2 separate regions of the Mus musculus genome follow, and region 1 is linked to region 2. Evidence: chromatin loops called from intact Hi-C (ENCODE). Cell type or tissue: gastrocnemius. All regions are shown on one strand. Each heading gives the region's core, and the rest is flanking DNA. Links, peaks and the distances in the headings are about the cores only. Region 1 overlaps Gm6980 (a long non-coding RNA gene). Region 2 overlaps Gm39338 (a long non-coding RNA gene).

Region 1 (16,117 bases), core at 2,694-10,693, 570 kb before region 2:
TTGTACTTCAGTAATATCCCCATATGTTTCTAAGGTGTAACTGGATTTGAGGTCTATTGCTTTAGGACGGTGGTTTTCAACCTTCCTAATGCTGTGATTTTTTTTTTTTTAAATACAGTTTCTTATGTTGTGGTGAGCCTCAGCCATAAAATTGCTTTTGTTGCTATTTCATAACTGTAATTTTGCTGCTGTTATGAATTGTAATATAAATGTATAATATCCAGGATTGCCTTTGGCAACTCATGTGAAAGGATTGTTCAGCATCCCCTGCCCCCAAGGGCTCATGACCCACAGGTTGAGAACTGATGCTCTAGGAGATGGCGGTGAAGAATTAAGTTGGAGAGAGAGGCCAGGGCAAGGCGGAGGGAGGGGAAAGGGGGAAGGAAAATTGAAAGAGAAAATTGCAGCCATATGAACGGACTGTTGGTACATGAATATGAATATTCATATTCATGCAATGAATATGTTGGTACATGAGTGATATTCAAGTGTAACATGTATTTTATTTTCAAGCTCAGGTGGAAAGCATCTGGGATCTGACTCAAGCAATGTCCAGGTAGGCAACAGGGCACAGGAGGTTCAGGGGACTATAAGGTCAATCTTAGCACTCAGAAAGCAGGCCCAGCAGGGAACACAGGTCACATGAGCCCAAGGCTCTGTGGTGGTGAGCGGAATGTATCCAAGATTACTTTGTTGGTGTCTGGGAAGCTGAAGGTCAGAATACAACCCCACAAACTGGGTCAGAGGATAGGAGATGAGGTAGTTGCTCCATCTGCAGGGAGGAATGGTATAAACAGGACACTGGTACAAGTTTCATTCTGGGTTGTTCCTATAGAAGTGATTCACACAATTTGTTAACCATTTCACTTGTAGCACCTATCATTAGTGACTGCTGGAAACTAGGAGGCTCTCAAATATTCTGCAAATGGTGTTAGCCTGTAGGCAGTATGTCATATACATTTGTAAGCAGCAAGGTGGGGACTTAGTCTCCCCTTGTTGATAAGAGGCAGGTGCTAATATCCTCCGTTCTGCATGCAATAGGGTGGAGCGGGATCAATTAGGGCTGGCAGACAGAGCCTGCTTATTCCTATATTGTGAAGAGAAGGTAAACCAAGGAATGGCTAGACCGCCCTATCTAAAGTTACTCTCTTAATGTGGAGGCTGGCAGACTTCGCCAATATGTCCCTGCCACCCTCTGTCCCTGCGAGATGAAAACCCTATGCACCATTCCTGAAAGTAAAAAGCCCAGGGCTATCTATGTTGTTAAAAAAGAAGTCAGCAAACCTAAAAAGGCAGAGATCCCCCCTTTAGACACCTCCAGGGCTCCCCAATGCTTTCTTGACAGTTCACATCCTAGCCAGATAGTTCAAGGATGGCTTTTCCAATTTGGAAGACTGTCTCTACATCAGGAAAGTTGGAATGAACTTTTGCTAAGACAGCCCACGGAATCCCGGACAGGCAATCCCTCCCACTCCCAGCATGCCTGAGCCAATGGGAGGGTCAGTGAGTCAGAGAGGTGGGGTTTTCCTTCCAGGGGCTAAGTTCTGCTTCTATCCTGCCTGCCCTTGGCTTTTTTCTCTTCAGGTTAATGGGATCTGTCAGCTTGGTTTGTGCTTGTGCAGCTGCGTGCACACAAGCCGTTCCCCTCTTCCCATCTGACGGTTGGAGGCCACCCATTATTATCAGCCCTTACTGGTTCAGAGAAATAGAACTTTAAGACAGGCTTCCAGAGAAGTTCCGATAAATCAGTCGCTGTCGTCAGCTCTTTCTGGATGGTGGCCACCGCGGTTACCTAACTAGCCACTCTATTTCCATGCTTTTACTCGTACAAGCCAGGCTCTTCACACCTCAGCCTGAGTGAGCTTTTGAAAACCATAATTCCCTCATGTCCCCTCCTGGATCAATACCCCGTAGTGGCTTTCTTCATCTCTCAGGCTAAGATCCAGGCTCCTTGAGAGGGAGGCTCGGGCGGCCCGGTGACTTTAGGCCTAGCTGAGACAATTTCACGCAGACCTGAGATCTATGGACCTCAGAGATTGTGGGGGTGGGGGTGGGGCGTTCACACTGTTCTCTAGGCAGATGACCTCACATAGGTTACTACTTGGAGAGCTCTCGCACTAAGAGATTACATTACAGAAGTCTAGTTATAAAACAGGGTATAATATGAAATGCTGTCTTGAGGATAAAAATGTAAAGGCTGATCCCAAATTGCACATGAGTTCAGGATTTGCGGGGAGTCTGGGGACACTAGGAGAAGAAGGCTTCATCTGTATGGCCATGGGGAAGCCATTACCCACGTTGGGTTAAAACTGTCTAGTGGACTGTTTGAGACCATCCATGTCCTTGTCAGTAACTCCCAATAAACTCATTGTTTCCCCAGGATGGACTTGGATGGAGTCATACTTTGATTTGGTGTTTGAATCAAAGATGGATGCAATTCATATCACCTCCGTGGAAGAAATGTTCATGAAACTCAAGTAATGTAGTTTCTTTCGTCTTCCTTTAAAAACTGTGGCACAATAAACTTGTTAGTTTTACCACCTTTGCCATTTCCAAGTATATAGTTCAGAGAAGTGTTAAGTGCTATGGGTGTTTTATACCCATTACTTTTATCTATCTGCAGAAGGTTTCCATCACTTGAATTGAAATTCTACCTATCTGATAATGACAGCCCATTTTCCTTCCCCACGAGCCTATGGTGACTAGTGTCTTCACGTAAGTGAAAGCACACAGTATTTATCCTCCTGTGTGCCTGTCTTGTTCACTCAGTGTGTCTTCACAGATCCCTTGTTTATTTCCTCTTGGAGAAAGTCTGTTCAAGTTCCCTGCCAATTTTTAATAAAGCTACCGCTTGATGTCAGGTCACAGGAGCTCCTCGTGTATTCTGGACTCCAATCCCTCATTAGATATGTGCTTTATAAACATTTCCTCACTTCTCTGATTTGCCGCTTTTGTTCTTTTGGTAGAATCTTTCGATATGTTCTGGAATGAATTAAAAAAAAAAAAAACCAACGAAGCCTCATTTGTGTGTTTTTTTTTTTTTTTTTTTTTTGCCAGTGCCTGGGTCACAGTCATTAAAGAAATAGTGCCAACACAGTATAATGAGAATGCCTCCTGTTTTATTCATGGTTTTACAATTTTAGTTGTTACTCTTAGGTTTCTGATGTGCTTGAGTTAATTTTTATAAATAGTATTAAGCAGAGAAACAACTGCTACTACTGTTTCTTCTCCCTCTCCTTCTTCCTCCTCCGTTTCTTGTCCTTGGTTTGAGACAGGCTGTTCCCATGTGACTCCAGCTGGCTTTGACCCTTCTGATAAATCCTCCCAAGTGCTTGTACTGTAGGCAGGTGCCACCATGCCCAGCTCAATGTCATTCTTCTGCACTTGGGCTCCAGGGTTTCTAATATAGATTATTGAAAAGGCTGCTGTATCCTCTTAAAAACATTTTTCTTCATCAACACATGAGCCAAGTAATTACAGAAGTTTTATCTTTTTTTTTTTTTTTTTTTTTTTTTTTTTTGAGATAGGGTCTCTACATGGGTCTGGCTGTCCTGGAACTTGTTCTGTAGACCAGGCTGACCTTGATCTCAGAGATCTGCCTGCCTCTGCCTCCTGAGTGCTGGGATTAAAAGTGTGTGCTACCATGCCCCACTGTGTTGAATTCTTATTGAATGGTCATAGAACTCTTGTTGGAATCATGTGCCCATACCTACCAGAGTTTATTTATGGCTTTCAGACCTTTCCCATTGTTTTGTATATCTGTCTTTATGCTCCTGATATACTATTTTGATTATTGCAGTAAAATGTGAAATTAGGAAGCTTGATTTAACTTTATTATTGTTGCTGTTGTTACTATTATTTTGGTTGTTAGCGCCCCTTTAGATTCATGTCAACTTTAGGAGCTTTGTCTATGATTACAGAAGCAATGTTGTGATTTTGAGAGGGATTCTGTCATTGTAGATTGCTTTGGCTATTGCTGGCGCTTAACAGTATTAAATGTTCCAACCCATGAATCTGGGATGCCTTTCCACTTACTGTTGTCTTATTTAATTTCTGTCAAAGTGTTCTTCACGTTCCTGAGATAGGTCCTTTATTTATATCCTTGACTAATTCCTAGCAGTTATACCTGGAGCTGTTTTCTTTATTTCTTTCCCAGCTTGTTCATTGCTAGAGAACACATTACAGCAAGGCCGTGAAAGTCCATACTGGATCCTTCAACTATGCTGGGCTCACTTATTAGTTATGATTGTCATTCATGAGTGCCAGTTTTAATGCTACATTAATTTTTATGTATAAGATCATATTGTCTTAGGCACACAATTGAACTCTCTCTGTCTCTGTCTCTGTCTCTCTCTGTGTCTCTCTTCTTCCCTACTCCCCTTTCTTTCCAACCCTCACTCTTTCCCTCTTGTTCTTGCGGTGCTGAGGTTTAACCGCAGAGGCTTGCACACGCCAGGCAAGAGCGCTACCACGGAGCTACATCCCTATCTGTTTCCTAATTCTTCTACCTAAAACTTTCAATATAATGTTTACTACAAGTGATGAAATAGGCACCTTGTCTCCTGCCTGACCCGAGAGGAACAAGTTGCTGGGCCTCTATCACCAATATCCCGTTAATTGTGTTATTTAATACCAAACCTTTGCTAGCCTAGGGAGGTTCCTTTCAGTTCCTTCTGACTTCCTTATAGTCATGGAAGGATGCTGAACTGTGTCAGATGCCGAACTGCATCAGTAGAGGTTAATTTTTGTCCCTTTATTTGTTGATGCGGTTTATTGATTGCATTGATTGGCTTTTGTGCAATGGACTATCTTTGTATTTTTAGAATAACTCCTACTTGTTGGTGATGAATACTCATTTTTAATGTACAGACAAATTTCATTTTCTCTTTTAATTGTTTGGATTATCAGAACAATATTCATAAGGATGTTGCTTTGTACTTTTTTTTCTGACTTAAGTGGCCTTGTGGAATGAGTTAAAAATATCTTTTTCATTTTTGGGGGAAAAGCAGGGAGATTTGTAAAGGATTGGTCTTAGTCAAGAGTCTTATAGATTGGCACTAACGCCTATTATCCAGGAGAACTTCCGATGAGTTACTCAGTCTTCTTACCAGCTGTGGTCCATTTGGACTTTCCATTTCCTCACAGATTTCAGTAGGTATTGTGTTTCCAGGAAGTTTTCCATTTTATCTGGGCTGCTATATTTGTTAGTGTGTAATCGTTTAGAATGCTCTCTTAGCATTCTTAATTTCATAGAACTAGAAGTTACATTTCCAAAATGGGACCTCATATAATTGCAAAGCTTCTGTAAGGCAAAGGACACTGTCAATAGGATAAAACAGCAACCAACAGATTGTAAAAAAGAACTTTACTAACCCTACATCCGATAGAGGGCTAATATGCAATACATACAAAGAACTCAAGAACTTAGACTCCAGAGAAACAAATAATCCTATTAAAAATGGGGTACAGAGCTAAACAAAGAATTCTCAACTGAGGAATACCGAATGGCTGAGAAGAACCTAAAGAAATGTTCAACATCTTTAGTCATCAGGGGAATGCAAATCAAAACAACCCTGAGATTCCACCCCACACCAGTCAGAATGGCTAAGATCAAAAACTCAGGTGACAGCAGATGCTGGAGAGGATGTGGAGAAAGAGGAACACTCCTCCATTGCTGGTGGGATTGCAAGCTGGTACAACCACTCTGGAAATCAGTTTGGCAGTTCCTCAGAAAATTGGACATAGTACTACCTGAGGACCCAACAATACCAGTCCTAGGCATATACCCAGAAGATGCTCCAACATGTAATAAGGACACATGCTCCACTATGTTCATAGCAGCCTTATTTATAATAGCCAGAAGCTTGAAAGAACCCAGATGTTCCTCAACAAAGGAATAGATACAGGAAAAGTGGTACAATGGAGTAGTACTTAGCTATTCAAAACAATGAATTTATGAAATTCTTAGGCAAATGAGTCAACTAGAAAATATCATCCTGACTGGGGTAACCCAATCCCAAAAAACCCACATGATATGCACTCACTGATAAGTGGATATTAGCCCAGAAGCTCAGATTACCCAAGATACAATTTGCAAAACACATGAAATTTAAGAAGAAGGAAGACCAAAGTGTGGATACTTCAGTCCTTCTTAGAAGGGGGAACAAAATACCCATGGGAGGAGAAACAGAGACAAAGTGTGGAGCAGAGACTGAAGGAATGACCATCCCGAGATTTCTCCACCTGGGGATCCACCCCATATACAGTCACCAAACCCAGACACAAGTGCTTGCTGACAGGAGCTTGATATAGCTGTCTCCTGAGAGGCTCTGCCAGTGCCTGACAAATACAGAAGTGGATGTTCTCAGCTAAGCATTGGACTGAGCACAGGGTCTCCAATGGAAGAGCTAGAGAAAGGGTCCAAGGAGCTGAAGGAGCTTGCAGCCCCATAGGAGGAACAACAATATGAACCAACCAGTACCCCCAGAGCTCCCAGGGACTAAACCACCAACCAAAGAGCACATGGTGGGACTCATGGCTCCAGATGCCTATGCAGCAGAGGATGGCTTTGTAGGTCATCAATGGGAGGAGAGGCCCTTGGTCCTGTGAAGGCTTGATGCCCCAATGTAGGGGAATGCCAGGACCAGGAAGCAGGAGTGGGTGAATTGGTGAGCAGGGGGAAGGGGGATTTTTGATGGGAAATGAGGAAAGGGGATAGCATTTGAAATGTAAATAAAGAAAATATCTAATAAAAAAGTAATAAAAATAAAATAAAATGTTTTATTAAAAAATGTTACATTTCCATTAAAGCTTTTTAGGCAATCTAAGTCTCTTTTCTAATAGGGTCTGACATGGAGGCCATGGTAGCACCTTCAGAGGGAGAAATGTAGATAGCAATAATGATGCTCTGTGGTGACCGTGTATTGTCTGAAACTATGTCACCATATGCATTAATTTGTTCAATCCTCATGACAGCCTGTGGAGGTGGAGAACTCATTTTCCCATTGACAGAATCAATGGTCACTATTAGTGGGTAGTCTGCCCGCTGCTACACGCCAGCAAGCCAAATAAAGAAAGCCCTTGTAAGCAGATTTCTGATTTTAAATTCTAGCCTTGTGGAGTGGGAAGGCACACCTAACAGAGTTTTCCTTCTGTCATTGCTGTGTAGGGAGCCTGCTGGGCCTTAGGTACCTTTAACTGAAGCTCAAACCACTGAAAACAGACCTCGAATTTGGTTCATTGCTACAGTTTAAGTCTTGGGTTCTGGAGACTGAGTGATGGAAGATATGACCACCAGGTGGCAGTAGCACACACAGACTCTAGTGCTACTCTGACAGGTCTCATTTGTGGCACATACCTTACCACAGGAAAGTATCTGTGAGAGTCTACAGTTACTGCAGGGGCCACTGCGCAGAAAAGGGAACTCCCAAGGGAGGGGGTCAGAGACCCAGCTGAAATGTCAAGAGTCTGGGTCAGAGAGCTCAGCCGAGTGACAGAGGCTTCTGGGGTTTGTGGTTATCAGGTCTTTCTTATCTATGGTTTGTAGATGTTGGATGAAGCCTCCTGGGTTCTGCATAGTAGACAGGCTCCAAATGGCTAGATGTCTGCTTATTTAGACTATGACTAAAAACAACTGGATGTGTAAAAATCTGTGTTTAGTGCCAGAGCACTTTTGAGCTAACAGGTCTCAGCCTGCTGTGAAGAAGTAAACAGCCCAGAAGCCCATAGGCAGAGGCCACTGTAGCTCTTTTGTGTTATGCTTAGAAAGGTTCTAATTGCTAAGAGAGAACTGACCTACAGAACAGCCCACAGAAACCCACCGATAGCTGTATCAGCCTTGTCACCCACAGTCCTTAGGAGATGAAAGGCATCTTCAGAGGCTGCAAAAGAAAACAAAATCCAGAGATTACCTAATGCTGAATACAAATGCCAAGAAATTTAAGCAATAATGTTTAGTCAGAGCCCTGCTAGTCAAAAGTAAATAACTAAACAAACAATAATCTTGCTTTGGAGATTATTTCTCTTTCTACTAGTACGTGTGATTAATGGGCTAAGTCACTGGCCAGTACTTTATTTTTACAAACACACAAGGGGCTCATAATCACCACAGCAGAAAACACTCTCATTCTGTGCCAGGGGTTACGCTTTTCTGGGTGAGATCTGTAGTGATGCTGGTACATGGTCCTCAGTTAGTGGTCTATGGTAGTAAGTATACACATTTAGAATAAGCATTTTTATAGAATGTCTAATTGACAGAAGAAGGTCCAACCCACTGTGGGTGGTGCCATTCCCTAGGCAGGTGTTTCTGGGCTGTTTGAGGGAGCGAGGCAAGCATCTGCCTGAGTGAGCCAGTAAGCAGCCATGCTCGATGGTTTCGTCTGCAAGTTCCTATAGCAAATAATCATTTTTCATAGCAATTTGAAATTGCTGGCCACTCCCAAGCATTATCTTTATACAAAAGGATCCGCCCCAAGTTGGAAAAACAATAACAAAAATTGATCCGTGTCCTAGTTTCATTTCTGTGGCTGTGACAAAATATCATAACCAAAAGCAACTCAGAGGAGGGAAGGCTTGACTGCAGGAACTTGAAGAAGCAGCCATGGAGGAAGGCTGCTTACTGGCTCACTCAGGCAGATGCTTACCTCACTCCCTCAAACAGTCCAGAAACACCTGCCTAGGGAATGGTACCACTCACAGTGGGTTGGACCTTTGATGTCAATTAGCAATCAAGGCAACTCTGTCTGTACAGACATGCTCATGGATAAACTGACCTAGGGAACTGCTCAGTTGAGGCTTTCCCCTCAGCGGTCCCTTTAGGCTGTGTCAAGCAGATAGTTAAAGCTAACTAGGACCATCTTTCAGTTCAAGAAGTTCTTGATGTATGGTTTTGTTACTTACATCTTACCAAGAAGAGCCAGATGTTCACAATGATGATTTTGGCACTCTGGGTTACACAACAGACAAGTTGGTGCTGTGATTTGGACCCAGGTCATCTGACTTCAGCTTCTAGTATTAGGGACCATGTTATATGCCCTTAGGACTAATACCTCAGCCTGTCCACAGACTGGTGATCTCTGTGTACTGTGACCATGGCAGTTTTGAACAAAGATCTTGTATACAATGACTCTAAAACACATGGAAATTTTGTAAGGCAGAAGTTAGGCAGGGTCGGCTGATGGGGCCTGACACAAAGGGAGAAGAACAAACATATCAGCATTTGTGTTAATGATGGCTCATGGCCAGAAAGTCAGGGGTTCCAACCACAGACCCGACACTTTTCAGCACTAAGCACAAATCACCATGGATCCACAGCTGCGATCAATCCATGTTTTCTCGCTTTGCGTTCAGGTCTGGTCTTTGGAGACTAATGTGAAGAGGTGTAAAAATAAGTTCTGTTGCTAGCCAGATTCATTATGGGCTGCGCCAAGGCCCCCAGCACGGTCTGCCTGGGCTGCAGGATTGATTGGCTCAGGCCCCTCATCCAGCCAAAGACGGGCTGGGCTGGCTGGCCCAAGGCTGCCCAAAGGGATATAACTTAAGCCAGAGAGACCACCTAGCCCTGCCCAGCACACTAGGCTCACCCTGCCGCCTCTCATTACTACCCCCTTCCCTTTCCCACCCATCCAGCTTAGAGACCTCCTGGGAGATCCAAATGAGACAAGGACTGTGAAAGGCCCGGAATAGGATGCAGGATGTGGGGTGCACATGTGGCCCCATAAAAGGAGTTTGTCACATTTTACTCCTGGTGTCCTTTTTAATTGATAGGAGCTTTTATTCATTTATTGTTTACTTATGTATTGCATTTCACATCTTACTTTTTCTACTGAACCCTGCATTCTCTGAGAGCTGAGACTTTTTAAAACTTTTCTTTTGTTCCAGGGACCCAGTCCTATATTGGACTAAGGATGATGTTCTGAAAACAGTTGGTAAATACACTAACTCTTTAACTAAGCTGACCACTTTTTATTTTCCTTAGTGCTGTTTCCTCCTTGTGTTGGTTTGAATGAGAAACGTCCCACCATTGTCTCTAGAATTTCAGGGCTTAATCCCTAGTTAGGGGTGATGTTTGGGCGGTTTAGGAGGTGTGGGTTGGTGTACTCTCTTTGATTTCTGCCTGTGGTTCAAGACGTGAGCACTAGAAACCTCCAAACCACTCAGGCTATTGCCAAGGCTGTTGGTTGTTCTCCAAAAACTCATGTTAAGAATTCATTGCTGGCCGGGCCTGGTGGCGCACGCCTTTAATCCCAGCACTCAGGAGGCAGAGGCAGGCAGATTTCTGAGTTCCAGGACAGCCTGGTCTACAAAGTGAGTTCCAGGACAGCCAGGGCTACACAGAGAAACTGTCTTGAAAAACCAAAAAAAAAAAAAAAAAAAAAAAAAGAATTCATTGCTGAAGACAACACTTACATATCTCACTGAACATGAAGAAGTTAGAGCCTTCATCTTCACTAACTAATGATACTTCATGGTACTTGAAGGTACTGTGCATTCTACCAGAGGCGAAAAGTAACCATTAACCCAGCTACAAATCCCAAAGCCCCTAAGAGTGACCTACCTGCTTTCTATGCTGATACAATAATGGCACAAATGTTATGGGAGTGACAATCTATTATCTGATTAGATTTAAGGTCCACTCCATGAGATGGAAGCCCAACACTGTTCAAGTGGCCAAGAACCTGAGACTAGATAGACCATAGGCCTAGAAGGAAACAAAACACTGTTGTTCTTCTAAAGGGACACAGCAATAAAATGACTCCTAATGACTGTCTACTATGCCCATAGACCAATGACTGGCTTAGTCATCATAAGAGCAGCTTTCTTCTCCAGTAGATGGGAGTGAATACAGAGACCCATAGTGTGCCGAGAGTGAGAGACCTTGGCACACTCAGTCCTATAATCAAATACTTTCCCTCAGGACTTAGAGAACCCTGCAGAACAAGAGGCAGAAAGATTGCTAGAGCCAAAGGGGTCAGATGACAAAAAAAAGTAAACCGTTATCTTCACACATAACAGAACTGGCACACATGTGACCTCACAGAGACTGTGGTGGCATTCACAGGGACTACATCATATATGCCAGATGGTATCCCAACGCTGAGTAGACACAAACTCTCAGCCCTAACCAACATCGATCTCTACATGATAACTGCTCAGAAAGGAAAACTCAGTTTTATGCAACAGAATCTCATTAGGTATATAAATCACCCTTCAGGGCAGGGCCATGCCCAGCAGAAGATACCAACATAAAATGAACTCAATGGTGGGTTTTGTAGATTTTTTAAAAAAAAAAGTCTCATATTGCTTTGGGCATTTAAAAAAGTTTTATTGTTTGTGTGCATATTATGATTTCTGATTTTGGTTTTTTTTTTTTTGTCTTTTGTTTTGTGTGTTTCTTGTGCTTTTAATTTTTTCTTGTATTTTTGCTTTTCTAATTTTCCTGTTTGTCAGGTGTGGAATTGGATGGGAGGTGGAGAGGGCCTGGGAGACAATGGAGGAGGGGAAGCTGTGAAGAGAATATATTACAAAAATTTCAATTAAAAAGAAAAGCTGGGTGGGGAGGCATCCCTCCTGCCTCTGCTGCTTGGTAACCCCAGAGCTCTGTAGATGGAAACTAATTTCAAGGTTGGGGGGTAACTACTATACTCCTTCTCTGGAATCCGTTTCATGTGTCATTGGTGTCCTTTGCCATGAGATGTATAATAGCTCCTGTAAAGAAGCTTATCCCCCAAGGAGGCTTTGCAGCACAGTTCCTGGGAGCACAGCAGAAGTCCTTGGAATCAGGACATCTTTGACTTCAGAGACACCCACCCCAATGCCACCTACTCTTCCCACACCTTAATTCAGTCATAGATGATGGAGAACCTATTCAGATCAGACACTGGATTAAAAGCTGGGGTGACAATAAAGGACATGTCCTGTCTTCAGGGTCTTGAAGCCACCCAAACACAGATTTCAGAGACCATGGAGAGGGCCCAAGCAAGGGCGCTTTACTGAGCACACACCAACAACTGAACCAGAAATGCTGAAGGAAGAGGCAGAGGAGAGCAGGATCCAGAGTCACAGCAAGGAGTTTGACCTGCATTTTGGGACACTGGAGAAAATCTGGATCTGTGGTGTTGTGAGGAGCACAGGTGTGGGGTTGTGAGGAGCATAGGTGTGGGGTTGTGAGGAGCACAGGTGTGGGGTTGTGAGGAGCATAGGTGTGGGGTTGTGAGGAGCATAGGTGTGGGGTTGTGAGGAGCATAGGTGTGGGGTTGTGAGGAGCATAGGTGTGGGGTTGTGAGGAGCACAGGTGTGGGGGTTGTGAGGAGCATAGGTGTGGGGTTGTGAGGAGCATAGGTGTGGGGTTGTGAGGAGCATAGGTGTGGGGTTGTGAGGAGCATAGGTGTGGGAGTTGTGAGGAGCATAGGTGTGGGGTTGTGAGGAGCATAGGTGTGGGGTTGTGAGGAGCATAGGTGTGGGGTTGTGAGGAGCATAGGTGTGGGGTTGTGAGGAGCATAGGTGTGGGGTTGTGAGGAGCACAGGTGTGGGGGTTGTGAGGAGCATAGGTGTGGGGTTGTGAGGAGCACAGGTGTGGGGTTGTGAGGAGCACAGGTGTGGGGTTGTGAGGAGCACAGGTGTGGGGTTGTGAGGAGCACAGGTGTGGGGTTGTGAGGAGCATAGGTGTGGGGTTGTGAGGAGCATAGGTGTGGGGGTTGTGAGGAGCATAGGTGTGGGGGTTGTGAGGAGCATAGGTGTGGGAGAGGAACTGACTCAGGTTTGCTATGTGGCTATCGGATGCCCGGAGAGAGCATTCTTCAGATTTTGGTAGACCGGTTTAGCTTGCACAGGAAGAATGAGAATTCAACATCCTCTTTGCTGTTATGGCCAGAATTAAAACAGTTCTTTTTAACAGTATGAACAGCTGTGCAAACCCTGAGTTCGTCTACAAACTGCTTAAATAAGTTATGCACGTCAGCACTCCCAAGACAAGCTCTATGGCAGTCTATATATGCCTATTTTATGATGTGAGTAAAAGAGACACTGTTTAACACGCACATGTGCGTGCGTCCATGCCTGTGTGTCTGTGCGCATGCATGCATCTGAGGGAGGTGGCAAGGTTTGCTCACCCCTTCCAGCTTTTCTGAGAGGTGAGTGGAAGTGGAAGTCACCATTACTCAACGCCCCTGAAGAATATAGTGGATGCTAGTGTATTCTGAGAGCCAGGTGTCTGAGAGTCAGAGGAGAAGTCTTGTCAGCAGGCATCTCAAGAGTGAACATGTGTTTCTGTGTGTGTCTATGCTGTGAAAACACAAGTTGAGACACATGCCTGGGATGTGTGATTTCCCAAGTTGCCATGTAAATTATGAAGTTAAGAAATGTCATCTCCTGGACTGATAAGATGGCTCAGTGGTTAAAGGTGGTGCCGGCAAGACCATGAACTTGAGTTTCATCCTGAGACTCACAGAGTTGAAGAAGACAACTGAATTTTTGCAAGTTGTCTTCTAGCTTCCATAGTACACCTGCACTCCCACACACCCTTGGCCACCCAGGTAATTATAAATAAACAAAACAAAACGTTTTAAAGAAATGTTGCCAGGCCCTGTGTAGCTCTTGTGGTACAGAGTGACATGGTTCCTGCTCCTGGGAGAGTGCCCCAGTATGAGCCTCCATGAGTGCCGATGGCTGCTGTGGACGTAAGGCTTGTTTGTGTAATAACATACATATTTTCTCACTCCAAGGAATGTCCTCTCTATTAATGTTAATGACTCCATGATAAAAAGACAGCAGGTCCAGGAGATGAAGGTATGGCTAATGTCTCAGCAAGATGGTAAATGCTGGGACCTTTAGGACAGCCCTTGAGGCTATGGGAAAGAACTCTAGATGCATGAGATCAAAATATATAACTTCTCAGCTAGGAAAATATAAAGATGCAATATGAATTATGAGGAGTTTCATGAATCTAAAGGAACAACAGCAGCTACACTATGAGGCAGCTTGTCAGATACAAAGACATGCAGAATCCTGAATTCAAGGTCAGCCTAGGACAGAGGGAGGCTAGGCCCAGATGTGGTAGAAATGGTTATTTCAGGGCAGGGTCCCACCCAACTAGCTTATTGTCTGTGCTTCACAAAGGCAGGCAGATCTTTGAATTCTTTTGCAATGTTAAGTAAAAATGTATGCTTCCTGTCTCCTAAGAATCAAAGGGCTGGGAAAACAGGATGCCAATTAATAAGATAATCTAAAGGAAAACCTGAGGTTTGATATGTAAAATTAAAGACTGGACCTATGTTCTGCAGGAAATGAGCTATCCAGAGACATTTTTTTTTAAGGATAAAAAGAGAGAACTGCTTGGAAACACACACACACACACACACACACACAAGCAGGATATGGACAGAGAGATCTCTTAGAATAGCAAGGAATCAGAAAATAGACAGAGAGATCTCCAGAGAGAAAGCAGAACATAGACGCAGACTGGACAAGCTGTATCAAGCAGAGCACAGGTTGTCAGCTTGCTTCCACCACTTGACTTCAAGTCATTCTTTTTGCCACTCCCAGACACCCCTTCTCTCAGAACCCCTCTGTATGCCAAGGTTGGTCCTTGGTAAAATGTTACTGTTAAGTAAAAGTAGTCCCAGGTAGTGGGGCAGGGGGAAGCAATTTGAATTTTTGTATCAATTTCAATTGATATAAAATACAATTTACAGTACTGTGTATGCAGAGACAGACCATAGGTGACAGATGTAAATCATGCGTTCTGCTCCTGTTGGAGAAAGAAAAGGAGACACAGAGAGACAGACACAGAGAGGCAGACACAGAGAGATATTAACACACTTAAAATACAATTGTTGGAATAACATTATTTTCCAAAACAAGGGATTGCAAGGACCTTGGGGAATCCTCCTTTTGGGTGTCCTAAGAAAAGGGGCAGGATGCTGCAAATCATCTCATAGGAGTCATGTTACTGTCTCTGCTGACATAGAATCTGGCAGGGGTAGTGACCACAGAGACTGTTCCAAGCCATCCTGCATTGTCTTGGCTCTTTCAGAGGCTGATGGGAATTGGCCACCCAGCTAGAAACCTCTGAACAAGCACATGTATGTTTTGGTCAACCAAGATCCCAAGGTAATGACAATAGCTATGGAGGGTAGAGGTTGGTGGAGGTTTGAATGGGTATGCTTTCCCTGCTGTGATGGTTAATGCCAACTTTACGGGTTCTGGGATCACCTAGGAGACAAACCTCCAGGCACAGCTGCAACAGGTTGTGTTGACTAGCTTAACTGAGCAGGGAAGATCTATCCTCAAAATAGGGGCCACCACTTCCTGGGCTTGGATCCTAGACTGAATTAAAAGAAGAAAGACGACTGAACACATTCATTTCTCCCCACTTTCTGCCTGTTGATGCCACGCGACAGCTCCTGCTGCTGTGACTTTTCTGACAAGATCAACTGTACTTTCTTCCCTTAAGAGACCCTCTTGCACCACAACCCTCTTTCAGGAACCTGTGAGCCAGCATAAAGGAACTTTCATCACCTGTATTTCCCTTTCTCAAATTTAGAGATACAAACTCTCCTTCCTGAGACTCTAAGGAGATATACATTGATGGTAAAAGCGGTCCAGGATGGGCTTCAGTAGCCACAGCTTCTGGACAGGATGGCTGCCAATTCCTGCTTCATGGATTCCAGGGGCATCCTAGCTACTGCCCTATGTGGTTTCTTAGCCACCCTGCAGACCCATCTAAGTTTCCTGCAGAGTGAAATTGTTCAGAATTGGTTTTGCCTCTTGTGACCTTTGAGCCATGACTGACAATCACAGGCTGGCAAGCAGAGGCTCTTTGACTTGTATCTGACCACCTGGATCCACATCTTGTCCTTTTAATTGTTCAAGACGATGCCAGAGGCGACCACTCAGCTGTCACAGTGGAATCCACCACATGGGATGAGCTTTGCAAGAAGAGAGGAGAGCTTTGCACTAAGAGGTGAGTGATGGGGATTACTGCATCTCCCCCTACCAGTGTGTATTAGGAGTGGAGATTCCAAGCTTGCTGGTCATATGATCATCATTTCAGTTGTATTTATATCTTCTGAGTGAAGCCCAGAGATGGTGACCTTGATCTTATTTTCAGACGATTAAG
Region 2 (16,117 bases), core at 4,974-12,973:
AAACACAGGGCCCCCAGGAAACAGATGGAGCCACCCATCTACCTTCAAAATTTCTGACCCAGAATTGTTCTTGTCTAAAAGAAATGAAGGGACAAAAGTGGAGCAGAGACTGAAGGAATGGCCATCCAGTGACCAGTCCAACTTGGAATCCATCCCATGCACCAGAACGCTGACTCTATTACTGATGCTATGTTGTATTTGCAGACAGGAGCTGTCCTCTGAGAGTCTCTACCAGCAGCTGACTGAGATAGATGCAGACACTTACATCTAATCATTGGCAGTCGGGGACCCCTATGGAAGAGTTAGGGGAAGAACTGAAGGAGCTCCCAGAAATTAAGCCACCAACCAAAGAGCATACATGGGCTAGTCTGTAGCCCCTGGCACATATGTTGCAGAGGACTCTCTTGTCTGGCATTAATGGGAGATGATGTGCCTAATCCTGTAGAGACTTCGTGCCCCAGGAAATGGGGAATAACCTCTTAGAGCCAAAGGGGAGGGAGTGAAGAACTCCGAGGGAGCACCTGGAAGGGGAGCAACATTTGGAATTTAAATAAATAAAATAATTTAATAAAAAATAAAATAAAAATGAATTAACTCAAATTAGTTCATAGATCTAAATTTAAAATACAAATCTTTAGATTATCTAGAAAGATAGGCTTTTCAAATCTCAGATTTGATCATGAGTTTTTAGACACATCAAAAGTAAAATTCATGGAAAAATAGATAAGTTGGAATTTAGTAAAAGTAAAAACTTCTTCTAGTGAAAATAATACTGTTGGGAAATTAAAGAATGGTCATACACTGGGTGAAGATCCTTTTAAATCACACAAATACTGAAGAAGTTGTGTTCAGGATAGTTGAAGAACTTTTGCATTAAGTAATAAGAATACAATCTAACTTAAAATGGATAAGATTCTTAGCAGATACATTATAGAAGAATATACATAAATAGTAAATGAGCATATGAAATATTACTCATCATTATTTGCAAGCACCACATACTGGAATGGCTAAATTATTACAAAGAAACTGACAACACCAGTTGCTGGCAAGGATGTGAACTAGCTCTTGTTTCATGTTGGTAGGAATGCCATGGTGGAGGACAGTTTGGGTTTGTGAAGAAACCAAATAGTCTTATACAATCTTCTATGTTTATCTAGATGAGTTTAGAATATGTTCGAATAAAAACCACAACACAAATGTTTACAACTGTCCTATTTATAATTGCCAGAAAGACCAGGAAGAGACCAAGATATCTTTTAATGGTTGAATAAATAAGCTGAAAGATCCATAGAATAGAATCTGATCCCGCAACAAAAAGGAACTGTGATGGCAAAACCAAAATGGCATGAAAAGCTCATGGATGCAGACTCCCAGCAAAGGAGCCAGTCTGAAACGTCCTCAATAAACACTATATATACATACACACATACACACATACACACATACACACACACACATACACATGTACCCACATGTACATACACATGCACACATGTACACACACATGTCACACATACATGTCTTCACACATGTCCATGCACATGTACATACAGACATACACATATACACACATACACACACACACACACACACACACACACACACACAGGAGGATGTCTGTCAGAGACACAGAATCAATGAGTAGAAAAACCTCTGTGACCAAAGCTTTTACAATTTAAATAGCACAGTAAGAGAGTTTAGAATTATTAGCACAAAGTATTTGCTAACTGTCCAGTAAATAAAGTCGAAAGTGATTAAATAAATGTCAGAGAGGAGACAAGTTTCCATTGCAGAAGTCCAAATAATTTATGGTGCTATTCCACCCTTAAGAAGGAGGGTGCAACTCTGCTTTTTAAGGGTGTCTACAGATATTTACTTCTGAAGAGTAAATGAGATTCTTCAGAAGGAAACAATGCTAAATGGTGCCTTCAAGAAGAGATGATTGTATGTAGTCATGACGTGATGTCATGTAAACTGGTCCTGGATTTCTGTGTGGTCTGTCTTCCTCCTATTCTCTCACCCCTAAATGCTCCAGACTCATCAAGAGAAAATTATCAGATAAAAACAGAGATAGAGATTCTACAAAACCCTCGACAGCTCTCCTCAAGATTAACAGGACCATTGTAAAGAAGGATATCTGAGGTGAGCCACAGCCAAGACCAGTCCCATCCATCATCGCCAAGCAAAAGACAAGGTGAAATGGTACCTCAGGCCCAAGGCCCTGGACTAGAAAGGGAGCATTAAGACTCTAAAAAGAAAATCAGAATTAAATGTGTACTCCAGCCAATCATAGAGTAGATCCACCGTTGTAACAAATACAGCACAGTAATATCAGATATAAAACAAGGAAGCTAGTTAGGGACATTTGGGACCGCTATACTATGCAATCTATACACCTAAAACTTATTTAAAAAAAAAGTTTAATCATGCATAAAATTCTCAAAAATAAATTAAAAATAATAATTATTAAAATGTTTCAAAGGTTTTACTAAGAAAAAAACTAAAACAAAGAACCAAAAGGGTGTGCTAGCTTTTAGCATTCCTGTCTTACAGACGAGGAAACCAAATAGTGAGGAAAGTAAATGCCCTCTTCAGAGATGCTGAAGATGCTCCTCCTCTCAAACACTCTGAGGACTAAAGCTGTGTGTGCACCCTCAGTCCTCCCCACCCTCAGTCCTCCCACCCTCAATCCTCCCCACCCTCAGCCCTCCTACCCTCAATCCTCCCACCCTCAATCCTCCCACCCTCAATCCTCCCCACCCTCAATCCTCCCACCCTCAGTCCTCCCACCCTCAATCCTCCCCACCCTCAGTCCTCCCACCCTCAATCCTCCCACCCTCAATCCTCCCACCCTCAGTCCTCCCCACCCTCAGTCCTTCCCACCCTCAGTCCTCCCCACCCTCAGCCCTCCCACCCTCAATCCTCCCCACCCTCAGTCCTCCCACCCTCAGTCCTCCCTGCCTTCAGTCCTCTCCCATCTCATTCCTCCCCCACCTTCCGTCCTCCTCCACCTTAGTCCTCTCCCACCTTAGTCCCCCACCCCCAGCCCCCCCACTGAAGCCTCCCAAGGCTGCAGGAGAAAGTAAGCTCTTTCTCTACCATATGCAAATTCTCTCCATAGTCACTACTTTTGGGGGACCCTGTAGGCTGAAGCCAAAGGGCAGACATTAAGTCTACTGAATCAGAAGCTGTTGCTCCCCAGCTCGGGTTTCTGCTCACTGGCTTCAGGCTCTCTAGGGATTCATTGTTTAAGACTCAAAAGATATTTCCCTGGGGTCTTTCAGGAGCTGCAGAATTCTTCCCACCCCAGCTCCAGGAAGTGGGTAGTATCCTCCATCTCCCATCAAGGCTGAACCTTAGCAGTCCTGATTCTCAGGGCCAGCAGGCTGCTCCCACTGAAACACACAACACGGACTCTCCACAGCTACCTATGCTTTCCCTACTGTGAGGAACTCAAGGAAGAAATCCTTAGAGATCACCTGGAGCCCCTGACAGCCCTACTAGAGTCTTCTCGTGCAACAAGGCAGAAAGTAAGGAAGAGGAGGGAGAGGAGGAGGAGATGGTAGTGGCAGGGAATGGGGGATGGAGGGAGAGAGAGAAGGAAAGACAGATAGACAAGCATAAATAGGTTAATAAGATCATTCATTAGACAAGGGTACTTTGTATCAACACTAATTCATTTGTTCCCTTAGACCCACATGCTGGAAGGCAAGAACTGACTCTCCAAAGTTATATTCTGAGACTCTACATTTGTGTTATGGTATATGTGCATGTGCGCACATACACACACACACACACACACACACACACACACACACAAAGTAAACATTTCATTAATAATAAAAATAAATAAATTATACATTTAATTAAAATTTAACTTCACACATTAGCCCCATATTCTTTGGGTAGGTGATATATGAACCTGACACCATTCTTAACCTTTAACTTTTAATTTTTTTCTATACTTCTTTTCTTGTGTCTCTTTAATAATAATATCTGTTGCCTTGGTTGAACCTTCAATTTTAATAATCTGTCTGTGTCTATAGAATAAGCACAGATCCAGGGGCAAAGGGCTGTTTCTGAGATAGCCTAGTCATAAGTCAGAGCTAAGTTCAAGCCTACTAATTCTGTAGATTACTCTCCAGCTACTTTACAAAGACCTCAAATGAGAGACACATATCTTCAACGTTTCTGTAGTGTACACTATTAGTGCAGAAGTATTGCCTTAAAATTAATTCAAGAAATGCCAATGATTTGACTACTTGAGAATATATCTGTAAATACACCATATTTACTGTAACTAGCAAATTCTATGAAAGCAATCAAGCACAAATTCAGGTTAGATCACAAAGTTTGGACCATCAAGCTTCCAGCTAAATCCTCCCCTGACACCAGCAAAGCTAGCGTGGCAGCCCTAGAATGGTCCAGAGCAGAGGCCAACCTGCAGATCCATGGGATAACATCACCGGAGTGTGTGATGGCGAACAGCCTGCCATGGCTTCCCAGAGGGAATTATCATGATCTTGAGCAGTTCTAAACAGTTCTACCTTGGCCAGGGTTCCTGTGGTACTCCTTTCTCACCAATACCATTCCAAAATTCCAGAGACTTCCCAGGACTGTGAACAGCAGGCTTTGCATAGACAATGGATGGAGTGCTAGGTGTGAAAGACCATCCTCCACCTCCACCTGTAATCCTCCACACGGCCGGGGCTCATCTCCTCACTCCCAGTGTTCCACTGTTGCTCCACTCCTTGTATGTCATGAAGAAGAAAGGAATCCTATTCCTCAGCTAAGAAAGCTAACAGCCACTTAACAGCAAGAAGCAGACACCCTATACCCAGAAGACGCTCCAACATATAACAAGGACACATGCTCCACTGTGCTCATAGCAGCCTTATTTATAATAGCCAGAAGCTGGAAACAACCTAGATGTTCCTCAACAGAGGGATGGATACAGAAAATGTGGTATATTTACGCAATGGAATACTACTCAGCTATTAAAAACTACTTCCACTTTCCCTTGAGGGGAACTTGATCTGGTATTGGGTGAAGGAAAAGGCCTGAAGCCCTGAGAGCCAGCAGAAAGAATGGAAACAGGCAACCTCAGGAAATAGGAGGTTACAGGGAAGGGGGGGACCCTCCAGAATGCACCAGAGACCTGGGAGGTAAGAGACTACCAGGAATCACAGGGAGGGAACTTAGATGAAATGCCCAACAGTAGGGAGAGGGAACTTATAGAGCCCACCTCCAGCAGGAAGACAGGGCATCAAGTGAGGGATGGGGTTGCCATCCCATAGTCACACCTCTGACCCATAATTGTTCCTGTCTGAAAGAATTACAGGGATGGAAATGGAGAGGAGCCTGAGGAAAAGAAGGTCCAGTGACAGGCCCAAAGTGGGATCCAGCTCAAGGGGCAGTCCCAAGGTCTGATACTATTACTGAGGCTACAGAGCGCTCACAAAAAGGGGCCTATTATGACTGCCCTCTGAAAGACCCAACAAGCAGCTGAAAGAGTCAGATACAGATATTTGCACCCAACCAATGGTCAGAAGCAGCTGACCCCTGTGGTTGAATTGAAGCTGAGAGAGAAGGTGACTCAGCAGTCTCAATTAATCTGGACTCCTGAGATCTCTCAAACACTGGACCACCAACCAGGCAGTATACACCAGCTGATATGAGGCCCCCAACACACATAAAGTAGAGGACTGCTGGGTCTGTGTTCATTCAGAGATGATGCACCACCCCAGGGAGTTTAGAGGTCAGGTGAAGGGGCGGGGGCTAGGGGGTATCCACATGGAGACAAGGGGTGAGGAGGAAGTGTGGGATGTGGAGCAATGGAAGGGTGGATGGGGGAATGGAATATGGAGTGTAAAAAATAAAGTAATTTTTTAAAAAGAAAAGAAAAACAACTTCATTTCGCAGACAACTGGATGGAACTTGAAAATATCCTGAGTGAGGTAACTCAGTCAGAAAAGATGCCCCTCAACAGAGGAATGGATACAGAAAATGTGGTACATTTACACAATGGAGTACTACTCAGCTATTAAAAAAATGAATTTATGAAATTCCTAGGCAAATGGATGGACCTGGAGGGTATCATCCTGAGTGAGGTAACCCAATCACAAAGGAACTCACACAATATGTACTCACTAATAAGTGGATATTAGCCCAGAAACTTAGGATACCCAAGATATAAGATACAACTTGCCAAACGCATGAAATTCAAGAAGAACGAAGACCAAAGTGTGGACACTTTACCCTTTCTTAGAAATGGGAACAAAACACCCATGGAAGGAGTTACAGAGACAAAATTTGGAGCTGTGACGAAAGGATGGACCATCTAGTGATTGCCATATGCAGGGATCCATCCCATAATCAGCTTCCAAATGCTGACACCATTGCATACACTAGCAAGATTTTGCTGAAAGGACCCAGATATAGCTCTCTCTTGTGAGACTATGCCGGGGCCTAGCAAACACAGAAGTGGATGATCACAGTCAGCTATTGGATGGGTCATACGGCCCCCAAAGGAGGAGCTAGAGAAATTACCCAAGGAGCTAATAGGAACTGCAACCCTATAGGTGGAACAACAATATGAACTAACCAGTACCCCGGAGCTCTTGTCTCTAGCTGCATATGTATCAAAAGATGGCCTAGTTGGCCATCACTGCAAAGAGAGGCCCATTGGACTTGCAAACTTTATATGCCCCAGTACAGGGAAACGCCAGGGCCAAAAAGGGGGAGTGGGTGGGTAGGGGAGTGGGGGGGTGGGTATGGGGGACCTTTGGGATAGCATTGAAAATGTAAACGAGGAAAATACCTAATAATAAAAAAAAAGAACACATATGGTATGTACTCACTGAAGTGGATATTAGCCCAAAAGTTTGGAATACCCAAGATTCAATTCACAGGCCATATGGAGCCTAAGAAGAAGGAGGACCAAAATGTGGATGCTTCAGTACTTTTTAGAAGGGTGAACAAAATACAGGAGGAAATATGAAGACAAAGTGTGGAGCATAGACTGAAGGAAAGGCCACATTGGATGCTGGGAAGTTCTTGCTGATGGAAGCCTGATACAGCTGTCTCCTGAGAGGCTCTGCCAGAGCCTGACAAATACAGAGGCAGATGCTCCAATCCAACCACTGGACTGAGGGTGGGGTCCCTGATGGAGGACTTGGAGAAGGGACCTAAGGAGCTAAGGCAGGTTGCAGCCCCATGGAGGGAGCAACAGTGTCAATAGGCCAGACCCCCAGAGCTCCCAGGGACTAAACCACCAACCAAAGAATACACATGAAGAGACTATGGCACTGGCCATATACGTGGCAGAGGATGGACATAGTGGGAGGAGAGATCCTTGGGCCTGAGGGTGTTGGATGTCCCAGTGTAGGCAAATGCCAAGGTGGTAGGATGGAAGTGGGTGGGTGCAGGAGCACCCTCATAGAGGCCAGGGAGGGGGGAGGGGGTTTCTGAAGGGAAGACCTGGAAAGGGGAAAACATTTGAAATGTAAATAAAGAAAATATCTAATCAAAAAACAAAAAACAAACAACAACAACAACAAAAAAAAACAAAAGCAAAGAAACCCTCCTCTCACCCATGGGGGAGGGGCGCATTCAGAATTCCTGTGACAAGAGGGAGGACACTGTTCCCCTTCATTCTCCAGCCACTACTTTGCTCCAACAATCAGTCAGCAGGCCACTAAATGAAGGACAACCTGCGGTCCTTAAAGTACAAATCTGTAAGTGGAAGAGAGTTGTTCTAAGGAAAGTAGAGGTTAGCCCCAGTGTGGTTCCCAAGGTTTTCCTGGGGTGATATGAATGCCATTTAGGATGGGATACAGAATAGATGACTCCTGTATTCAGCACTCTGCCTCTCTGCTCACTTGTATATCTCCCCACACTAACTCCAGGAGCAGATGAATTTGTCATATACAGAAGAAAGCAGCCCTCCTTATAGATGGCTGTCAACGCAGATGTATTTCTCAGCAGTATCTCACCCCGTACAAAACCTACAAGCGCAGCACCTGGCCAGAGGAAACACGACACGAATATTTTCAAACGAAGTAATTTCAAGAGTTGTATTTCTAGCAAAGCAAGATTCGTGCGTGTGTGCTTGTGTGCAAAAGGAAAAACCTGCCAGTTAGATGTGCAATGGTTACAAGAGAAAGAAGCGCAAGGGTCGGGGGGAACCTGGAGCAGCCAGCCTTAGGTGTTATCTTGAGGAGCTTCTGCCTCCCAAAGGTCAGCTAGACCTTCAAACCCAAAGAACAGGCTGCCATCCCCATACTAGATTGTCCCTCAAATGCAGGGCTGTCCCTGACCACAAGGTGCATCATATCAGAGCTCTTTCTTGGAGAAAAAGCTAGATACTATCTTGTGAGTGTCCCCATGATAAGCCAGAGCCTCTTGGGGGCTGGAGTTTGCTTGGTTCCATCTAGTCTGTAACTTGGAGCACGCTAATAAATGATAGCCATGTTTTCGCAGTTCAACAGCCCCATCTGGTCACCAATCTTCTCCCTTCTTCCCTCCTACAGGAGAGAAAGAGGGCGGGGTACTTTGCAGTGAATGGTGGGAAATGGCCTCCTTTCCCGCAGCCACTCACGAAGGACCATTCAGGTTGGTTTGTCCAGAATTTAAAGGAAGAAAAAAGTCCACACCCTCCGTGACTGTGTCTCTGTAGTTACCAGAAAGGTCTGATTAGCCCAGCTGCCATACAAGTCCTCCAGTGAGCTCCATATAGAGTTGAGGCGTCACCTCGTGGCTAAAGCTGGAAGTACATCCAGGAGTAACTCAGACCTACCCCAAGCTCATGGCTTGCTTTCTGCATTCCCTGTAGCTAATAGCTACAAATCATTAGATGCTGCATTTTTTTAAATGCCAACCTGTTCAAGGACTGTAATTTTGCCCAATGTGTCTGTCCCAAAGCAAGGAATAGATAGAATGTACGTGATCAAAACCCCACACCTTAGTAACTTATTCTTGACGTGGTGCTCTGCCAAATACCTCTTCAAGCTTAGAATCATCCTGAATATCTGTAGACCCTAGTTAGCACCTACAGGCAAGTAAGTCCATGCAGAGACTGATAACGCAGTGGGTAGGGGACAAACCAGAAAAAAAAATGCATTCTTGGCAGAGCACAGATTTCTGTGGGGCTTGTTCAGAATATGTTAGGGAAGGGTCCTCTTCCTATGGCTTCAAGTGCTGGCAAATATTAACTCTTGCCCCTTGACACAATTTAAGGAACACCCTGAGGGGGCCTGGCCTAGCAGGACTGAGACAACAACCTCTGGGGCCGGAGCTCTAAGCACCCTCTCTGGGAAGGTTGGAAGAGCAGGTCAATGGATATTATCAGGGCCTCTCCAGAATGGTGATCTGGATCCGGCCTGTGAATAGTGAGCTTTATTAAAGAGCAGCTGGGAGAGATGGCCTGAGGGAACTCAGTACAGGTACTCAACACAGTTTCTAAAGCTCTAAGCAATGTTCCTGCCTTCGTGTCAGCTGCACATGAGGCGGTTAAATGGCAAAGCCAGTCTTGGGTGGCTTAGCGTAGATTTGTACTAGTTTCCAAGCCCAGAAAACCAAACAGCTGATTGGGTTGCTCCATAGATCTCCATGAATGAGCTTTCGGGTGTTTCCATCCTTCCCTGGGCCCAGCTTTCAGACAAAGGCAGAGAAAGGCACACTTAACTCTTCCCCTTCAGTCCAATCTGGGGAGGAGACGTGACAGTTTTCTCTCTCTCCTTCCTCTTCATATCCATCCTGATTGCAGACCCGCTGGTCCTCTTCATTGTTTCTTTTTCTCGCCTTTGCATTTATCTTTCAAGGTCGCTCTTGCCTTGACTAGAACAAGGCCTCCTAACAAGTTTTCTTTTCTTTTTTCTTTTTCTTTCTTTCTTTCTTTTTTTTTTTTTTTGTTTTTTTTTTTTTTTTTTTTGTTTTGTTTTGTTTTTCGAGACAGGGTTTCTCTGTGTAGCCCTGGCTGTCCTGGAACTCACTCTGTAGACCAGGCTGGCCTCGAACTCAAAAATCCGCCTGCCTCTGCCTCCCAAGTGCTGGGATTAAAGGCGTACACCACCACTACCTGGCTTAACAACTTTTCTAAGCTGAACTGAAAGCCTAGTTTCACCAGGAGCCATATAGTCTTACTGGTCAGTCATGATAGGACTCTCTTAGTTATAGGTCAGATCTCTGCCACAGTTAACAGTCTCTGTCTCTGTCTCTGTCTCTGTCTCTCTCTCTCTCTTCCTCTCTCTCTCTCTCTCTCATTGCTGTTCAGAAGGGTAGTAAGCTGTTTTTATTTTTCTGAGCAGAGTCCTTTAGAGAACTTTTTCCTTCATTTTCATTAAAAGAAATTTTCTCACATTAAACATTTGAATGCCTCCTGCATTCCACAGGCAACGTGTACACTCATCCTTAGAACTGGAGATCTAGTGAGAAGTCCAAGGGAGTAGATGGATACAGTTCCACCAAGAAAATTAGGAACAGTAGAAAGATCTGTAAAGATTAAATGTGAGGGATCAGTCTCGATCCAGGACAAGAGAGGGCACTTGCTATATGAGACCTAATTGAAAGGACAGACTCTTGGGAGGGACAAGATGAGGCTGTCAGCAGTGGGAAGTGCTGTGAGCTGAGTCTGGAGCTTGGAGATGCAGGTGGTTGTAGGGAGCAAATGGGAGGGACAATACAGGCCACCAGGCAAAGTCTGGCATCGCTGTGCTACCAGGGGGGGACTTGGATTCAAGGTTGATACCTAGCCTTCATTTAGGGACCTCAGGAGTCACTTGGGGAGTTAACATCAGGAATTGTAGGATGAGTAAGGTGGACTGAATAGAAATGTTGATGGTGGAAAATGAAGGAATTCACAAGCCAGGAAAGAGAAAGCTGGAGTTTGATGAGGGATGCCGCTTAGGCTTTAGTTAACTCCAGATGTCGTCAAGTTGACAGCCGTGGCAGTGATTAGAAAATGAAAGAAGAGGTTCTAGAGGAAGGGCGGAGGAGAGAAAAGGAAGGCAGTCTAAAAGGAGAAGTAAGAAAGAGAGAAGAAGAAATGGAGAAAGGAGGGAAAGAAAGGTATTGCTTCTGAACATTTTGGTTGGTTGTGAACTTGGCATAACCTAGAATCAATCACCTAGAAAGAGTGTCTCAGTGCAGGGTTGTCTAGGTCAACTTGGCCAGTCATCTATGAAGAGTTCCCTTGAATGCTTTCCCTGGTGTGAGAAGACCCAGCCTAAAAGCAGGCAGTACCCTTCCTGATTTGGGGCCCTGAAATGCGTATGAGTAGAGAAAGCTAGCTGGGAACAGAATGAGCACACATCCGTCCCTCTGTTCTCGACTATGGATGTGATATGACTGACTGCTTCAAGTCCTCGCTGCCTTGACTTCCCCACAATGATGACTGTAACATGGAACGTCAACTAAAACAAAACCAGGACACTGACCATTTAGGAGAGGAGAGATTATGATGTTTATCAAAACCACACATTTTTAAATAATAAGCACTTCGATGAAGTTTAAGTACCTAGAGACAAGAGCAGCCTCCAAGTGACGCTGCCCACACTGCATTCTGGTCCCTCAGTCAGGACTCTGCTCTCCACTAAGCAGTCAGCCCGTAATGATGTGGATCTTGCTGTTTTCTTGCACACACTCAGTGTAGTAACTTTTACATCACCATGACCAAATATCTGACTGAAACACTTAAGGGAGGAAGAGTTTGTTGCAGTCCGTGGTCTGAGGTGTGGGGATGATAAATCAGGGCATCTATCATGGTGGTAAGGAAGAAGACGAAGAGGGACAGAAAGGAATAAGGTCAAGATGTCCCCATGGATCTACCCTGCAGTGACTTATATCCTTTAGCAAGACCCAAACTTTTCAGAACTTCCCAAAATAGGACCAGCAATGTCACCCCAGCTTTCACACTTAAGAGCCATTTTACAGGCAAGCCCGGCAAGCACTGGGTGACCTACAGAAATTACTCTGTTTTTCTTATTAGAGAAATGAGTTGGAGACATCAACATTTGGGCTAATAAATCTTACGAAGATTTTCTTATTTCATGAACTCTAAGCTACACGAGTTCATGTCTCCACATTCCCGAGATAGAGGTTTTCTAACTAGCAGTTAAGATGTAACTGTCCCTGCCTGCATCGCTGCATAGCTACCATGGGGGCCTGACCACATGACTCTCCAAACTGAGACTCTCTGGAGAGTAAAAGAAGAACACCAGGTGACACATGGTGATAAATATAAATGGGGACTGTCCCAAGGAACCTGGACAGCCAGGGTCACCCTAGTTACATCTTTGTAAGTACTGTGTAAGTTGACTAAATATCTTGTAAGATGTCAAAGCATATTTTAAAAAGAGTACATTAGGATTAAAAATTGTCATTAGAAGTATTGTGCCAGGGCTAGAGAGACGATGCAGGGGTTAAGAAAGCATGCTTTCTTCTAGAGCAGCCATGGTCCGTTCCTAGCACCCATATCAAGTGGCTCACAAACTCCATGGGGATTTGACACCGGTTTCTGATCTCCATGAGTACCCACATGCGCGCACACACACACGCACACACGACACATCAAAGCCACATATCTAGAAATGTATGAAGACAGCTCTGGGCATAATCCAAAAAGGACAGCCTGGATGGATATGTTGGTCAGGCTATGCGCAAGAACAGAAACTTTGTATGTACAGCAAAACCACCTTATTTCATAACATGTAATAATCGGGAATGTGACCTGAAGTGTTTCAGGAAACCCTCATGGGCACTGCATGCTAGAAAACCATCAGTGTAATGTGTGTGTGTGTGTCCCGTGTTCAGGACTAAGGCTACAGTGAAGTAGAGCCACACAACCAGGCAAGTACAACCAGAAACACCTCAAGTTCATCAGGAATTTGATTCTTGAATTGATTTTTTAGTCATCTGTGTTATAGGGCTGTGAAGAAGAAATGGGGGAAAGGGGAAGGAGGGAAAGAAGAGGGTGTATGACAAACCACACACAAGAAAGGACGGCGTTTATACAGCTCTCATGTTAGTAAAATCATTTTGGTATATATTCAAGTGAACCATGAGAGAAAAATGATATTTGTGGCTGAATATTAAAGCTCTGTAGAATTCTCTTGAGCACAAGGTTAGGGAAGAGTGCTTTGGCTTGAGGCTACTATAAACAAAGAAAGAGGATGCAAAGAGCTGCAGCTCCCTTGAGCAGCACTGAGCAGGGCTGGAGATTTGTCAGTTGGTAGAGCACTTGCCAACCATGCACAAAGCCCTGGTTAGGATTCCAGCACCGCGGCAACACAGCTGTGGCACACAAGTGTAATCCCATCTCTGGGCAGGTAGGAGTAAGAATACCAGAAGTTTAAGGTCTCCTCCTTCACCTATATAGCAAGTTCATGGCCATCCTAGGATACAGTAGACCTCTCAAAAATAAATTTAAAAAAATTCGAGTGATCTGTCATACCTTCTGTAGAGGCCATCAGCCCTTGGGATTTAAGAGCACATGGGAGTGACTCTTTACAGTGTAAATTACCTAGCACGACCACCTAATATTCTGACTATGGAATTGTGGAATAGACAAGTGATTCTGGGAAAAGTGGTCCAAAATCCACATGAGAAACTGTGATGTTTGGAGGACATAATAACAGACAGGTAGGAAGGAAGGGTGGATACAGATCACCGAGAGCCTTGACAGTCAGCTAAGAAGATTGCTCTTCATTCTGTCAGCAGTAGGAACTCATAACTGTGCTAAGATTATTGTATTCTGGTTGGAATGTTTTCAGTTAATCCAGGCTCTTTTAATAGTGTGATGTTTTAAGGACTCTACAGGCTTGCTGGAGTTTATGATAGAGATGGTGAGTAGTCCACTTAACAAGCTCATAAGAATTACTCTGAATTGCTGGCTGGGAGTGCATAAGATGAGTCCGTCTGATTGCTAGACTTCCCCTGCTTGAATACAAGTCACAGGATCTGTGCAGTTAGGAAACAGAGAAAATGAGACAAGTTTTGCCCTTTCTGGTTTTCTCCTAAACATCCAGGGACCACAAATGGTACATTCCAGGAGAAAAAAATGAACACTAACTTAGAGTATACAAATTTACACATCAGAAAATTCCAGAAGTTCTTTTTATCTGCAGCTGTCCATGCAGTGGAAGAGACCTAAAGTCTTGTGCTCTCAGAAGCTCTTAATTCTCTTACAAAGTATCTATCATGGCGGTTCTCAGCCCCTTTGGGATCAAATGACCTTTTCAAGAGGGTCACATCAGATATCCTGCATAACAGATATTTACATTATGATTCAGAATGGTAGCAAAATTATAGTTATGAAGTAGCAATGAAAATAATTTTATGGTAGGGGGTCACCACAACACAAGGAACTCTATTAAAGGGCCATAGCTCTAGGAAGATTGAGGACTACTGCTCTAGTATAAACTGTTGTTCTAGATTCCTTTGATCTCTCTCAGGTCCTTGAGAACCACCAGGCAATGCCTGTGTGAATCTATGAGACATCACTCGTACAAATCTAGAATGACTAGGGAAGAATTTCGGAAGATGCCTAGTTCTAACCTTGTTTAGAATAGGAGACAAAAAATCAAAACTAGATTAAGCAGCAACTGTGGGGTAAAGATGTGTGAGGAAATGCTGAAATACCTAAATTCTGTTTTCTTTACATTTTTTGTTCCAAAGGAACTTGTAGTATAATACACCAAAAAGATTTTCAGTGAAGAAGTTTGATTAGAAGTGGTTCTCCGTGTACCACTTTGAATATCGTTAGCTTCTGGGCTACTTGGTAGAGACTTTTTAGGCAGCTTACAAATACTTGATGAATGAATCTCCGCAGTAGCACACACATTTGTTTATAAATTTAAAAAGTGATCTACATGTATTTAAATGGTATGAGATTTTATTTCTATTTGCAAATGAAAATAACTTCCCAAAATTTTAACTATGTTTGAAAAGTGTCCAGCTTTTAAAAATCTAAGTAATATGGTCTAAGTAATATAAATACAGTAGCAACTGGGCAATATGGAATTTTTCATATAACACACTACTATTTAAAGCCAAACCCTAATTTAAGAGATGGAAAAACACCACTGCTATTCATGAAGCAAATAATAGCCACCTTGTTTCCATAACAAACATTTAAGAGAGTTGTGTCCTAATGGAAACTCGTTGTTACTGAATAAAAATCCTTAGAGAGAGGGAAAAGTACCTTCATATATAATCTGCATTGGGGATGCAAATTGGAGAGAAACATACACCAGAGGATTTGCATTTAATCAAATCTGAAGCAAGTGACTGCAGAAGCATCACTCGGTGTGCAGAAGGCTTCCTTCACACAGGACCAGGCTGAACTAACCAAGAGTTCAGGACCCCTCCCTAAGGACATTTCTCAGAGGCCTGGCACTGTGGCACCACCCAGGATGGACAGCGGTGAGTTGATTATTACAATTAAAAACAATCTTCAGAAATCCTAATTCTTAGATCTGACTATAGTCTTGGTGTCATCAGATATAAAAACGCAATAGCACTATCAGGCTCTGAGAACAAAGCAGGAGCCAATTGTTGGTGATGTTCTTATAACTCTGGTCACAATGTGTTGCTTGTAGATTTGATTTTGCTGCACTGGCTTTAAGTGGGTATTTGTTCTGAGCAAGAAATCTACTCAAGTGATTCTTATTAAACGATGACCTGAATATTAACTTTTCCAGAATAGTGGAACTTTGTGGTCAATGTAGCACTTTCTTGGAAGCCCTCAATTATAAAGAAAGGACAGAAAAATCCACATGTGTACAGATCTTGAGACATCTTTTGGCAACTGATTTTAAACTCTTTGGGTTAATGACAATGGCTGTTCTGCTAATATATGATGAGGAAGAGGCTTGAGAGTCATTTCATGAGTTCCAAGTACATATAGGTCTCTCCTTGTCTGTTCATCCTGAACTGGTATGTGTTAGTGTTGGTGTAAAATAGAACCCACCTGATCCAGAACAAATTTGAGATGTCAATGTTAGCATATTAAGTGTTAATAAATGACAGAAGAATACTTTTTAAATTCATTATAAAGTACTTTGAACAATAACTTGATACATTTTAAGTGATGTATCTCTTTCAACTATGATTCTAA

What was found. Peaks named below come from ENCODE experiments on the same cell type or tissue, not always from the same donor. Only the 100,000 strongest peaks of a DNase experiment are listed, where the experiment ranks them.
Region 1: a loop joins it to region 2, with 12 times the contacts of the local background. A loop is called at or near these places in 36 of 42 quality-filtered maps.

Annotation. Positions count from the first base shown.
Region 1 is chr9:51,900,350-51,916,466 of GRCm38, reverse strand. It overlaps Gm6980 (a long non-coding RNA gene), which reads left to right. Exons shown (of 4, transcript XR_870743.2): 3 at 519-556; 4 at 2,381-2,991. It overlaps 4933407I05Rik (RIKEN cDNA 4933407I05 gene), which reads right to left and starts at 2,038. Exons shown (of 3, transcript NR_040731.1): 1 at 1,908-2,038. In gastrocnemius, for the core only: no CTCF peak of the experiment used is centred there; a DNase peak (open chromatin) is centred at 7,301; H3K27ac peaks cover 490 bases.
Region 2 is chr9:51,328,114-51,344,230 of GRCm38, reverse strand. The region is part of intron 1 of Gm39338 (a long non-coding RNA gene); the gene reads right to left. It overlaps 1810046K07Rik (RIKEN cDNA 1810046K07 gene), which reads left to right and starts at 15,313. Exons shown (of 5, transcript NM_001372554.1): 1 at 15,313-15,423. The coding sequence starts at 15,414. In gastrocnemius, for the core only: a CTCF peak has its summit at 8,757; DNase peaks (open chromatin) are centred at 8,746 and 9,277; H3K4me3 peaks cover 272 bases; H3K27ac peaks cover 383 bases.